2 separate regions of the Homo sapiens genome follow, and region 1 is linked to region 2. Evidence: chromatin contacts called from ENCODE Hi-C or POLR2A ChIA-PET data. All regions are on one chromosome and are shown on one strand. The core of a region is the stretch at or near the end of the contact, and the rest is flanking DNA. Distances in the headings are between cores, read along the strand shown. Region 1 has its middle 18 kb from the start of AFTPH-DT. Region 2 overlaps LOC105374769 (a long non-coding RNA gene).

The links. Hi-C counts contacts between places; a loop is a spot of excess contacts on that map. ChIA-PET counts read pairs that join two places held with the same protein, here RNA polymerase II (POLR2A).
Region 1: a map of astrocyte of the cerebellum shows a loop between it and region 2 (4-fold over the local background). The contact joins two enhancer-like sites. A Hi-C loop is called at or near these places in 4 of 168 maps with a recorded cell type or tissue (CD14-positive monocyte, Jurkat, astrocyte of the cerebellum and 1 more) and 1 of 37 single-sample maps with no recorded cell type. POLR2A ChIA-PET finds 5 or more read pairs at or near these places in 4 of 52 experiments (K562, OCI-LY7, activated CD4-positive, alpha-beta T cell and 1 more).

The regions. Positions count from the first base shown.
Region 1 is chr2:64,502,739-64,508,994 of GRCh38, forward strand. No RefSeq gene overlaps it. Among named protein-coding and RNA genes, the nearest start is that of AFTPH-DT, 18 kb to the right of the region's middle. Within about 2 kb of position 2,358, at least 2 of the 41 ENCODE cell types and tissues checked have a DNase peak (open chromatin) inside an H3K27ac peak, as active enhancers do; they include CD14-positive monocyte, where a contact is called at or near this core.
Region 2 is chr2:64,326,556-64,332,571 of GRCh38, forward strand. It overlaps LOC105374769 (a long non-coding RNA gene), which reads right to left. Exons shown (of 3, transcript NR_187908.1): 2 at 5,470-5,664; 3 at 3,926-4,112. Among named protein-coding and RNA genes, the nearest start is that of MIR4433A, 11 kb to the right of the region's middle. RefSeq lists an enhancer at 1,324-1,483. Within about 2 kb of position 3,440, at least 24 of the 41 ENCODE cell types and tissues checked have a DNase peak (open chromatin) inside an H3K27ac peak, as active enhancers do; they include CD14-positive monocyte, where a contact is called at or near this core.

The DNA.
Region 1 (6,256 bases), core at 1,108-3,607, 180 kb after region 2:
TGGGCAACAGAGCGAGACTCCACCTCAAAAAAAAAATTGTGGTTGACCCCATTAAGGAATACTATGCAGCCATAAAAAAGAAGAGGAATGCACTGCGTGAATTAATAGGGGGAAATGTCCATGAGCATTCTTTTTTCCCAAGTAATTTTCCCAACACTATGTCTGGAGAGAGATGAATCCATTTTTTATAAAATAAAACAAAATAAAAACTATATAGATGTCCTGAGACCCACCCCCACCAAGAGTATGCCTGCAGAAAAACAGGTAGTCTGACTTGGCTAAGGTCCGAGCTACTTGCCTTGCTGGTTTGGATTGAGTATACACACTGGGTGAGTCTAACGGTGGACGTGGAGGAGTAGGAGAACCAGAGCCAGTTCAGGTGCAGGGAGGCTGGGAGAAGGCAGGCTTGGAAGAAAGAATGAGGAAGGGAAAAGAAAGGGCAAGAGAGACAGAGAGAGCAGGTGCTGTGGGGAGAGGAACTACTTCGGGGACATCCTACTGGCTACCCTGAAAATCATGGGAGTATTTTGGTGTGATCACCACTTTCTAAAGCCAGTTTTTCAGCTTGGAATATTTTTTTTAGCCACTGTGGAAGAAACAAAACTTCTCATCGAATATTAGGTTTATAAACTGTCAGAAGAACTTTATTTTAAAGCCACTGCAAAAGGAAAATAATTGAGCTGGTGTTTGCTGCCTAAAACACCAGAGGTCACATAGTATGGTCTTAAAGAAGAGAAACTCAGGGAAAGGAGGGAAAGAAGAAGAAAAATGCTTTGAACTTAATATGTATATATCTTCATGTGACTAATAAGAGGTAATTTTTGAGCCATTACCATCTGCTAAAATTACCTTTCATGACTGGCTAAGCCTTTATCACAAGCCTTTCAATTCATGCAGATGTAACAGGTTTACATTTTACATGGATAAGGCCCTGCAGAAAAACAATTTGACAACAATGGTGTCCTTATCCCTTCATAATTAATGACAACAGAGAAATCTGTATCTTGATGGATATCAGCACACATGTTTATCCTCATTCGAGACCTTCACCCCATTCCAATAGTCAGCTGTCAAAAGCTTTTTGTTTAGTTCATTAGGTTCTCACTTCAGCTTCCTTATAAGCAAAAACAGATGACTTACAACAGAAGATGGAATAAGCAAAATATTTTAGATCCGAGTTATTTGTTTCACAGATTTCATTTAATGTAAACTGATTCCCTTCATAAGGGGAGATAAACTCCTGGAGAGTTCTGTTGTTGTTTCTAATTTAAATATATTTTCTATATTTTCCAAAAGGCGTAAATAAATGTGTTTTAATTTGTAACCACAAAAATAATTTTTAAAAATAGTAGAGATCAGGCCGGGTGTGGTGGCTCACGCCTGTGATCCCAGCACTTTGAGAGGCCAAGGCAGGCGGATCACTTGAGGTCAGGAGTTCCAGACCAGCCTGGCCAACATGGTAAAACCCTATCTCTACTAAAAATACAGAAATTCGCCGGGCACATCTGTAATCCCAGCTACTCAGGAGGCAGGAGAATCGTATGAACCCAGGAAGCAGAGGTGCAGTGAGTGACAGAGTAAGACTCTGTCTCAAAAATAAATAAATGATAGAGACCAATCATAAAAAGTAACTGCTTTGTAAAAGCTTTAGTCCTCACCCTGATTCCCCACTGCTGCTGTGTCCTTCCAAAGAAGAATTAGCGTCTCCTCAAACAGGAAAGCTGATTTTAATGGTGGGCCCAATTGATGACTGAGTCTGCCTGGCTGGCCTGATGGCAGTCATTGATATCCATGGAAGAAGCCATGTCTTCTCAGGAGTTTCCACCATTTGTGAAGAAAGTACCTCAGTCAGAGCTTCAGGTGCCTCTAGTAGCCTCTAGCTGCCTTAGTACTTGTGAGGCCACAGCCCTGCTCATTTAGCCACCATGCCTCTGTTTCCCACAGAAGACAAAATATAAAGCATCCAAAAAGTGTATGTCTCAGTCAGGGTCCAGACAGAGATCAACGGGAGATTTAACACAGAGAACCAGCTACCAGGGTGTTGGAAGAGCTGAGATGCAGAGCAGGGGTCAATGATGTGACCCAGGCATCAGCAACAATTGGAAGTTGTCACCTGCTCTAGGCTGATGGGACAAACTTATTACCCGTGCCCAGAAGCCAGGGCTCCCTGGTGAGAACTGGCTGCACCGGCAGAGGAGCTGTCTCACGGGAGGTGGATGTGAAGGAGGCACAGTCCCTGTTGGAGAGGCCACTGGAAGCAGAGAAATGGGGAGAGGAAGGAATACCCAGGCTTCTTCGTTCCCCGCTCCATCCTCTCACAGTGCCTCCCATTAGCGGAAGTTCTCCAGAAGCCACTTGGCAAAGGAGCCTGAGAAAGAAAGGAGGAAGCACTGAGGCAACATGAGCTGACAGTTTCACTCTGTCCTTTCTTCTGTATTCCGAGTGTAGCCCACTCACTGTTGTCTCCCACTTGAGTCGTGCAGCATCCATCTGACTCGTCACCCCGCCTCCAAGACAGTCTCCACACCACCGCTAAACCTCCTCAGGGGCCTCTCGGGATCTTCAGGTGCAAAGCTACTGCACGGTCCTTCTGAGCTGACCCTGCCCCGCTCTACCATACCTCTTCCAATGGCCGCCTCACATCCTATGCTCCTGCCAGACTAAACCTTCTTATTGTTTATTCTTTCTTTATGAAAACATTCAAAAGAGCAAAAAGGCCCAGAGAGTAATACGAGGAACATCCATGTATCTACCATCAAGTCTAAACATGTAAAACTTTATAAAGCCTCTTGTGTAACCTTTCTGTGATTACACTTCCCTCTTTGATCCACTGCCAATGAAAACCATCATCCTGAATTTTATGTTTATCATTTTCAGGTATGTCTTCATGCTTTGATAAAATACATAAATATCCCTGAGTGATCAATGATATTGCAGGTTTTCAGGCATTATATATAAAGTATCATAGTGTGTGTACCCTTTAGCAACTTTTCCACTCAACATTACATTTAGGAGCTATATACCTGTGTATACATGGAGCCCTACATAGTTCACTTCTAACTGTTCCTTACCATAGAACTGTACTTACACTAGGTGGAATAAATTGCCTTATGAGTGTCGGACTATAAAATCAGTACACTATGGGTTAAAGCAGATATACATGAAGCCATCCTCAAAAGAGTCAGAATAGGTCTTAATATGATTAAACATACAAACATACCACACTGAGCGATATATCACTCAGAAAATGGTTGATCAGCAATGGAAGCATGGAAAACAGAGAGTAAGAGGAATAATCTTCAGAAGGTAGCTTAGTGTGTGGGAAGAGTCAGTTGAAGTGTCGTCAAGCTATAAAAGTTTGATGCTTCCTTCTCCACTGTAAAATAATAATAATAATAATAATAATAATAAAAAAGACCAGTTTAATCACATGGTTGAGAGCCACATTTTTCTCTTCCTTGGACAAGGTCATGCTGTGTTTGCTTCTCTTACTCTCTGTTTTTCATGCTTCCATTGTTGACGAACCCTTTTCTGAGTGACATATCGCTCAGTGTGATACGTTTGTGTCTTTAATCATATTAAGATCTATTCCAACTCTTTTGAGGATGGCTTCATGAATTTCTGCTTTAATCCATAGTGTACTGACTTTATAGTCTGACAGTCACAAGGCAATTTATTCCACCTAGTTTTAAGAACTTCAAGTGTAGATCATCCAAAATATTCACATCCTTTGATCTTGTAATTTCCATTTTAGGTAGTGGCGGCACACATCCTCAAACGTGCACTGGTGTAAATGTTGCAATGCTATTTATTATATCTAAAATTGACACGTAAATATGCCTCAATAGGAGACTAGTTACATTAATTAGGTATTTCCATTCAATTAAATACAATACAGCCACTAAAGAGGCTTCAATCGGTTTTCATTTATAGTACTTACATGGAAAAAGATACCTAACATCTGTCCAATAGAAAAAAAGCAAGTCATGAAGTAATATTAATAGTATTACTTACTTTTAATGTTAAAAATGTTTATATATGTTTATATAGGCAAAAAAAGTCTATAAATACACACGCACACACAAGTAGCTGGGCTCAGTAGCGTGCATCTGTAATCCCAGCTACTTGGCAGGCTAAGTAGGAGTATCCCTTGAGCCCAGGAGTTTGAGGCTGCAGTGAGCTGGGATTGGCCACTGCACTCTAGCCTGGACAGCATAGGGAGACACCCATTTCATACCTTAAAAAAATACACCACAGGAATTTTTATGTTATCAAGATGCTAACATTGGTAATGGCTGAGAAGGTGGAATTGTGTATTTGGGGTAGGAGACATTTTTCCCTTTTTTGTATTGTTTTATATTATAATCTATTATCTGAGAAAATACATTTCTTGGCTTTTTGCATTTTTATAATTTAATTTCTATTTTTAATTATGTAATATAAAACTAAAAAATACAAATAGATTTTTGTGGGGATAAAAATATGTCAGATTCAGAATTTTAAAACATGCCTTTGCTATTTATATGAACCTCATGATAAAAAGTAAGGAGAAGGCTCACCAGCCAGGAGCTGAGAACCGCCACCTCGAGTTCCTTAGTGCATGGATTTAATCAGTTCTCTTTTATACCTTAGTACAACCCAAAATTCAGCCTTGCCTCAGCCCACTCCAGGAACTCCTTTGGGAGCTACAGGGGAGGAAGGGCCTTGTGTCACCTGGAACACTGATCCAAACAAAGCACTCGCGGGGAAAATAGAGGCTATCCATCTTTGGCAAACACCCAACCTGGAGGACAGAGTTGGGTGGGATCACAGATCTCTCTTCCACCCATACTCAGCAGGATGGAGGGCATGGAGCCCGATTCTCGTCCATTAATCAACTTTAACCCTTCCCTTTATCTCTATTCCCAGAGATAAGACCAGTTTCCTAACCCTTAAGTCCCTTGCCAGAGATCTCTGTTATCCTGAAGTTTAGTATATGATATTTCCCATGCACGCTTTTATGCTGTAAAATAGCATACATAGTGTTTTATGTTTAAATTTAAATCAAGACTTTGATGTTATGTGTATCTTTTAGGAACTTGCTTTCTTTTTCAATCAACATTTTTGAAACTTATCTATGTCTATTCATGCAGATCTATTTCATTTATGTTAAGTGTGAGTTACCACATTTTATTTACCCATCTCCCTACAGGTGAACAGCTGGATTATTTCCACTATGTTGCTGTTAAAAACAGAGCTATAATGAATATTCTTGTATTTGCTCTGTGTGCACAGGTGCTGAAATTGTTTAAGGTGGTTATTGTCATAGATATTTTCAGAACTTCCTTATAATGCATAATGAACTCTGAAAAATTTAAATGAATGGCTCCATTGTTCTATGCATATATGTAATTTTTTCTTTTTTTGTTACTGTTTGTTTGTTTTTAAGACAGGGTCTCACTCTGTCACCCAGGCTGAAGTATAGTGGTGTGGTGCAATCTTGGCTCACTGCAACCTCCACCTCCCAGATTCAAGTGATCTCCTGCTTGAGCCTCCCGAGTAGCGGGATTACAAGTGTGCGCCACAATGCCTAGCTAATTTTTGTAAAGATGGGGTCTTGCCATATTGGCCAGGCTGGTCTTGAACTCCTGGCTTTAAGTAATCCGCCCGCCTCAGCCTCCCAAACTGCTGGAATTACAGGCATGAGCCACCACACCTGGCCCACATATGTAATCTTAAATGTCTCTGGATTTGTATGGTTTGATCCCTTAGTGCATGTTAACACCTTATACTAAGATGAAAGAGATGGCAAAGTCAGCAGTAATGATCCTTACACCTTAAAAAGAGAAGTAGGATGTTATGATACTATCTGACCCTTGTTTGTCTTTTTATGTGTGTGTCCTAGCTCCCCAGCTAGACCCAGAGCTTCTTGTCAGGAATGATTATGTGTTAGACTTCTTAGAATTCTCAGTACGTAGGAGAGTGCCCTTTACTTGATGTAACCTCTTGCTCTTAAGGGTGTGCCCTCAAACCAGCACCATTGCCAATACCTGGGTGCTTGTTAGAAATGCAGAATCTTAGGTCCCACCCGAGACCAACTGAATCAGGCTCTGCATTTTAACAAGATCCCCAAGTGACATTAAAGTCTGAGCAGCACTGTTGTAAACTCATTGTTTCCAGGACCTTACCAACATATGTGTTTAATTTTGATCAGGTTAACATCAATATCCCATATTCCTGGATCCCACCTTTATTTACGCTCAAGGACCTTAACTGA
Region 2 (6,016 bases), core at 2,190-4,689:
GGAATCTGCCCCAGCTGGTAGCGTGTCCCCGGCTGCACTAAATGAGATTCTGTGGGGTACGGGGAAAGGCATGAGAACTTTAGGCCCCTGAGGTCAGGGAGACACAGCCAAATAGCTCAGATACAAAGTGTCTTGGCAGGCACAGAGGGGTGTAGCAGTGAGGTGAGTGGGCGGGGAGGGGGTGCATTTTTTGCTAGTGTGCCCAGTTTTGTTGACAAAAACGGTAGCATCTGAGCAGGACCTTGACCAGCTGGTGGGATGCAGGGTGAGTGATATGCGCAAGATGTGGTCCTGGGCCAGCACCATCAGCATCGTCTGGGAACTTGTTAGAAAGGCAGAGTCTTGGCCAGGCGTGGTGGCTCACGCCTGTAATCCCAGCTCTTTGGGAAGCCGAGGCGGGCGGATCACAAGGTCAGGAGATCGCGACCATCCTGGCTAACGTGGTGAAACCCCATCTCTACTAAAATACAAAAAATTAGCCAAGTGTGGTGGCATGTGCCTGTAGTCCCAGCTACTCAGGAGGCTGAGGCAGGGGAATCGCTTGAACCCGGGAGGCAGAGGTTGCAGTGAGCCGAGATCGGCCCAGTGCACTCCAGCCTGGCAACATGGGACCAGGCGGGCAAGGCAGGCAGGCATCTGATTGCAGGATCCCCAATACCAGATTTTAGAATCATGTCATTTTTCCATACCACTGAGAAGCTCCTGAAAGTTTTTGAAGAAGAGTGAGTCATTCATTTATTCACTCAGCTAATATTTATCAAGCACCTACCACGTGCCAGGCCCTACACTGGGCACCAAGATCCAACAGTCAACGTGCCCACATTAGCTAAGGGCAACTTTTAAGCAAGGGCTTATTCAGAGACAAGATTGCTATTGTCTGTGTTTTCCATCTGATTTGCGAATGGAACATACACCTGCTGTGCTCTCCAGAAACAACTCTGCTGCTTGTCTCTGACAGAAGCGCTTCAGTTGAGCATTTATGGAAGTTTCTAACAGTGGTGATGTGAATGGATGACAGAAAGCAGGCGCGTGCGCACACGCAGTTTTCAAAGGCTGGGGGCCAGTGGGAGAACGCATTTTCTTTCAGGTCTGTGCTGCCTGCCAGGGAGCTGCTGTTCTCGTGCGGCATCTTAAGATGGCCCTGGCAGCCTTTGGCTTTTGCCTTGTGAGGGTCAATGGGCTTCAGGTGTTTCTGTGTTGATCTAACAGTTTCAGGAAGCCGTGGGCTGGGAGGGTGGGGGTGAGCGAGGGGAGGAGTGGGGAAGGGAAGGAGGAAGGCTGTGGGTAGCTTCTCTTCTGTTCTCACATGACAGCTCTGATGAAATTAGAGTGTGATCTCAAAGACAAGCTGGTCTTTTCATCTGAATTAAATGAAATAGGCCAATATGCTCTTCTAGAAGATCAAACATACCCAGGACAATGTTCAATCCTCTTTCTTTGTCCCACTTTGGGACAAAAACCAAACTGGGGAAAAGAACGGGGAGGCTGGAGCGCCTGCTGGGGCCCCTTCTCTGCCCACACGGCTCCTCTTGGGTTCTGGGCAGGCTGAGCTTAGCGGGCATTGCCCTCTGCTGGGGCATATCAGGAGAAATGAGCTAAGGCCAGGGGTGGTCCTATCAGGTGGCAGAGGACAGGATTTGGACGAGTCGCAGGGCTATTACTGATGGAGATTTAGCACTCTGGCCTCTGAGAAAACAGCCAGGTTTCTGATCTGCCCAAGCCCTCTGTCTCTCCTGTCAGGGGCCTTCTCAGCACCCCCTAAACATTCCAATTCCTCTCCTACTCCAGTCTATTCCCTTCTTTCTCTGAATGGTCCATAGCTTATCCCAGGTCTGTGGGCAGAGGGGAAAGAAACAGAAGGGAGAGCTGAGAAATCTCTCCCGCCCAGCACAGTCGGTATCACAAGCTCTGTGTCCGGTTTCCTTGTCCTATATTTGGTAACACGACAGTGGCCTTTCTGACTGATGCGAGCCCCTGTTCTCTTCACTCCCTGGGGATTGCTGATAGGAGGCCAGCATTTCAGTAGGCAGCGCATCATCAGCCCTACCACGGATCTTATTTTAAACTAATTACATTACTGAAGGGTGGGTAGGAGGGAGGAGAAGGGGTAATTATAACCGGGGAATTTTTTTTTAAAGGCCTAGTTTCAAAAATCTCAGACTTAATTTAGTAAATTTCAATTACAGAGAGTTACTAAGCTGAAGATCATTTGCATTACATCCTTAATTACTACTTCATTTGTATCTGAGATCATCAATAGAGATTCTTGGGAATGTGTACTTGGAATAAGTGATTGATCCTAATGAGGCCTTTGTTCCTCCCAAGCCTCACTTAGGAAGCTATTTCTTCCCTCTTGCAGAGGCACAGAGTTTGCCAAGCCAGGTGGAGACACCCTAAACTAGAAATGGAGCCTGAGGTTTTCAAACTGGTTTTGCCAGAGGCTGCAAGACTCTAAGCTCTGTCCTGATGTTCCCCAACAGGCATTAATTGCTCTCCCCTGAATGCATTAGCACTGCCAGACTATTACGGATGATTAGCCTCCGTGCCCAGCTACAAACGTCCATCTTTCTTAGTTGGTAGCAGAGGAAATAGCCTTTTAGGACCTTCTCCTTGCACAGGATGGATGCCGTCCTGGACCTTCCTGCTTCTGCGTTTCCCGCCACCTTTAAAGAAAGTGCATCCAGCAGTCCTGGCCACTGGGTCTTTATTGGAAAAGCTGTTTTCCAAGATGATTTAACTCTGAAAAAAAAAATGAAAAGCCCACAAGAACTGAAGACCCTGTGTGCGTGTGTGTGAGTCTGTATTAAGACCCCTTTTATAGGAGACAGACTCCTTTTGGGGAAGAGGGAGAGGTAGGGAAAGGACGAAGTGAGTAAAGGCACTCTCAGCTAAATCCTGCATGCCCATAGTTCCTTCATTGTATGGTACCTCACACCCTTACAGGGCTTTACCGAGCGCTTGTTCATCTGTTAGCTTACAGGTAAGAGAATCATTGTCCTCATTCTCTGAGTGAAGAAACTGATGCTCACAGTAGTTAAGTGACTTTGCCCAAAATTACTGAGCTGAGGAGTGACAGAATGGGGACTGAAGTCCCAGTCTCTTAATTCTGTGCTCCTCGGATACCCCCAAACCACCTCCATGGTCTTCCAGCAGCCTGAACATTTATCCATTTATGGAGGTCAGGGTGTGGGTCCCACTGCAGCCTGCTGCCCCATTTAAACTTTATTTCTGAATCTGTACATTTAAGCAAACCACTTTGTTTCAGAGGCATCCAGAGAGTAGCCTTACTTAACCTTCTTCTGGAGGTGTGTCTATTTGGTGGAGAATGGTGGAGGGGCCTGGAGGGAAGGAAAGGGAGGAGCCAGTAGGGAATTTTCACAGTTTTCCACCAGATGAGGCCAAAGCCCAGAAGTCAGACAAATCCACGATTCTCCTGGCATTCTACAGAGTTGCCAACTCCCTGCCCTGCTCTTTGCTCTCATTATTCCTCTGGGGTGGTTTCCAAGGGTGGAGAAGTGTAGGCTGAGGAAATGTCTGTGTTGAGGGAGGGCAGATGCTGTGAGGAGGGAGGTGTTTACACCAAGCATCGAGCCAGGCCTTGGAGTCACAGGGACAGGCCCAGAGCAGGAAGTGTCCTCCAAGCTAGAAGTCCTCTAGTTCAGAGGTTCTTTGTCTCCTCAAGAACCTCCTGGAACCTCCTGGACATTGTAGCATCCTCTGCAATAGCCACTACCCCTAGCAGTGCAGATGGAGTACTGTAGTGAAATGAACAAATTTTTTGGAGCTCAATAACTCTGGGTTCAAATCCCACTTCTGCTTATGAGCTGAAAGATCTTGAGTAAGTCCTGTAACCTCCCTAAAGATCAGTTGAGATTACCAATATCCACTGCCTTGGCTGTTCTGAGGTTGAAATGAATCACGTTAAACAAATAGCAAATGGTGGCTTTAATTAGTAGAGGGTTAGAGGGCAGCCAGACAGTGGCAGGACAAAAAAGGAGGGCTGCTTGTCCTGTAGGCAGTAGCAAGGAGCGGGAGTGGATTCCACAGTGAAGCAGCTTCCAAGGGCTTTTTGTAAGCAGCCCCTATGCTGGCTCTGGGAGAGCTCTGAGAAACTAGTTTGAAAAGCATAGAAGTCATAAAATAGCACCAGTATTTTTTTTCTAGTGTGAGCAAAAATATTCATGCAGACAAATCCAAGCCAATCTTCTGGGACTAAGACTCTAAATATTACTTGTGAGTCACCCCAGCTTCCTTCCAAGAGAAAGACTCCCCCATCCCCTCACCCAACACCCCCGTCCGTGACACATTAAGATTGTAGCTTTTCAGCTTCTTCCACCAAACTCTCAGTCCCTCATCGTGGGCATGAGGACAGCCCTGTGTGCAGAAAACGTGTTTCTCCATTTCGGTCTCTCTCTTGGTTAAAGCCAATTTCCAAAAAAACCAAAACCACCTTATCAGAGCAAGACCCATGTCAAGCTCCGCAGCAGGCACTAGGTGGCGCTAGATCCCATGTTATTAAGGCAACTCTAAAGCTGCGCCCTTTTCTGGAAAAATGTTTCTGTTGTGAGATCCTCTCTTTCCCAGAGACCTGAGACCACCTCAGTTTATACCACAAGCTTAAAGCGCCACCAGAAGATCGCATACTATCTCAGGAGCCCCAGCTTTGCTGCTAACCTAGTCCTTTTCAGGGTGTGGCTGTGGAAGGAGTTTCTAGACCTGAGGCTGGAGACCCCAAGTCCTTTGCTGAACTGTAAATAATATTAGGAACAAGTAGTCCATTTCAACTTCTGCTCTGCCCTGAGGCGCAGGAAGGAAAACAACTTTTTCCCTTAGGAGGAGGTGAGGAAAAAAAAGAGGCAGATCCTAGAAGCTCCTTTGTGAGAGCAGCCAAGCATCTTCCCTGCCCTCTCCCGCAGAATGGAGGCCCACCCCGACCTCAGGTCATTTCCTTCCATGGCCAGCCCCCTCTCAGGGTGAAACATGATCCTCAGTGCCCCTCTGGAGGTAAGCTGTAGGTTCTTTTTTTCTCCAGGGATCTGAGCTGAGGTTGCCCTGAAATGCCTGTTTAATTTCATTGCCGAGAGCACACCTTCTCATTATTTCGAGAGCTGTGACCCCAAAGCACTTATGAACAATAGCAGCAACTGGCAGTTATAAGCTATTTACAGTTTTCTAAGCGTTATGAGCACTCTTGATGCCTGGAGAGGCAGGTGAGTTGCATTTTCTGTTTGCAGATACAGTGACTGACACCCCAGGGTCTCATTGGAACTGCTGGCACTGATGTTGTCTCTTGGAAATGATGATGATCATTGTTGCTTATTATAATTTTCACTGTTATGTTCCCTTTGATGTGTAAGAGGCCAAACAGAACACAAGCTTTTGGTTAATGGGTTTCCTGTTGGCTGAGTCTATCTGGGCTGAATGTGGAGAACCACTGAAAGGAGGTGAATGCCCTGAGCAGACCTTTACCTTCTTGGCCATGTGAGAGTTTACTGCAGTAGGAAGCTGGGCTCCGCAGAGTAAAGGGCAGGTGTGTGGGGAAGCCTTCCTTGCCCCTTCCACCGTGTGAAGACATAGGGAGACGATGGCCATCTATGAACCAGGAGGCAGGCCCTCCCAAGGCCTGTTGCTGGCACTTTGATCTTGGACTTCCAGCCTCTAGAACTGTGAGAAAAGAGTGCCTGCTGTTTAAGCCACCCAGTCTGTGCTATTTTTGTTAGAGCAGTCCGAATGGACTAAGACAGAAATTGGCATGCCTCTGTGACGTCGCAGAGACATTTAAGCCCTCAAAGAGGCCAGCCCCCTCTCAGGGTTTTTCTGGAAAAATGTTTCTGTTGTGAGATCCTCTCTTTCCCAGAGACCTGAGACTAAATGGTGCAATATAGTTGAGGCAACACAGTATATATAAATAAAAAGAAAATGAATGACTCAGAGAAGTTCTAGCAAGAGTCCAGAAACCCAATATCCTAGCTTGGCCGTGCAGAGGTTCCCTGTAGGGCAAAGAGTGGGGAAGGAG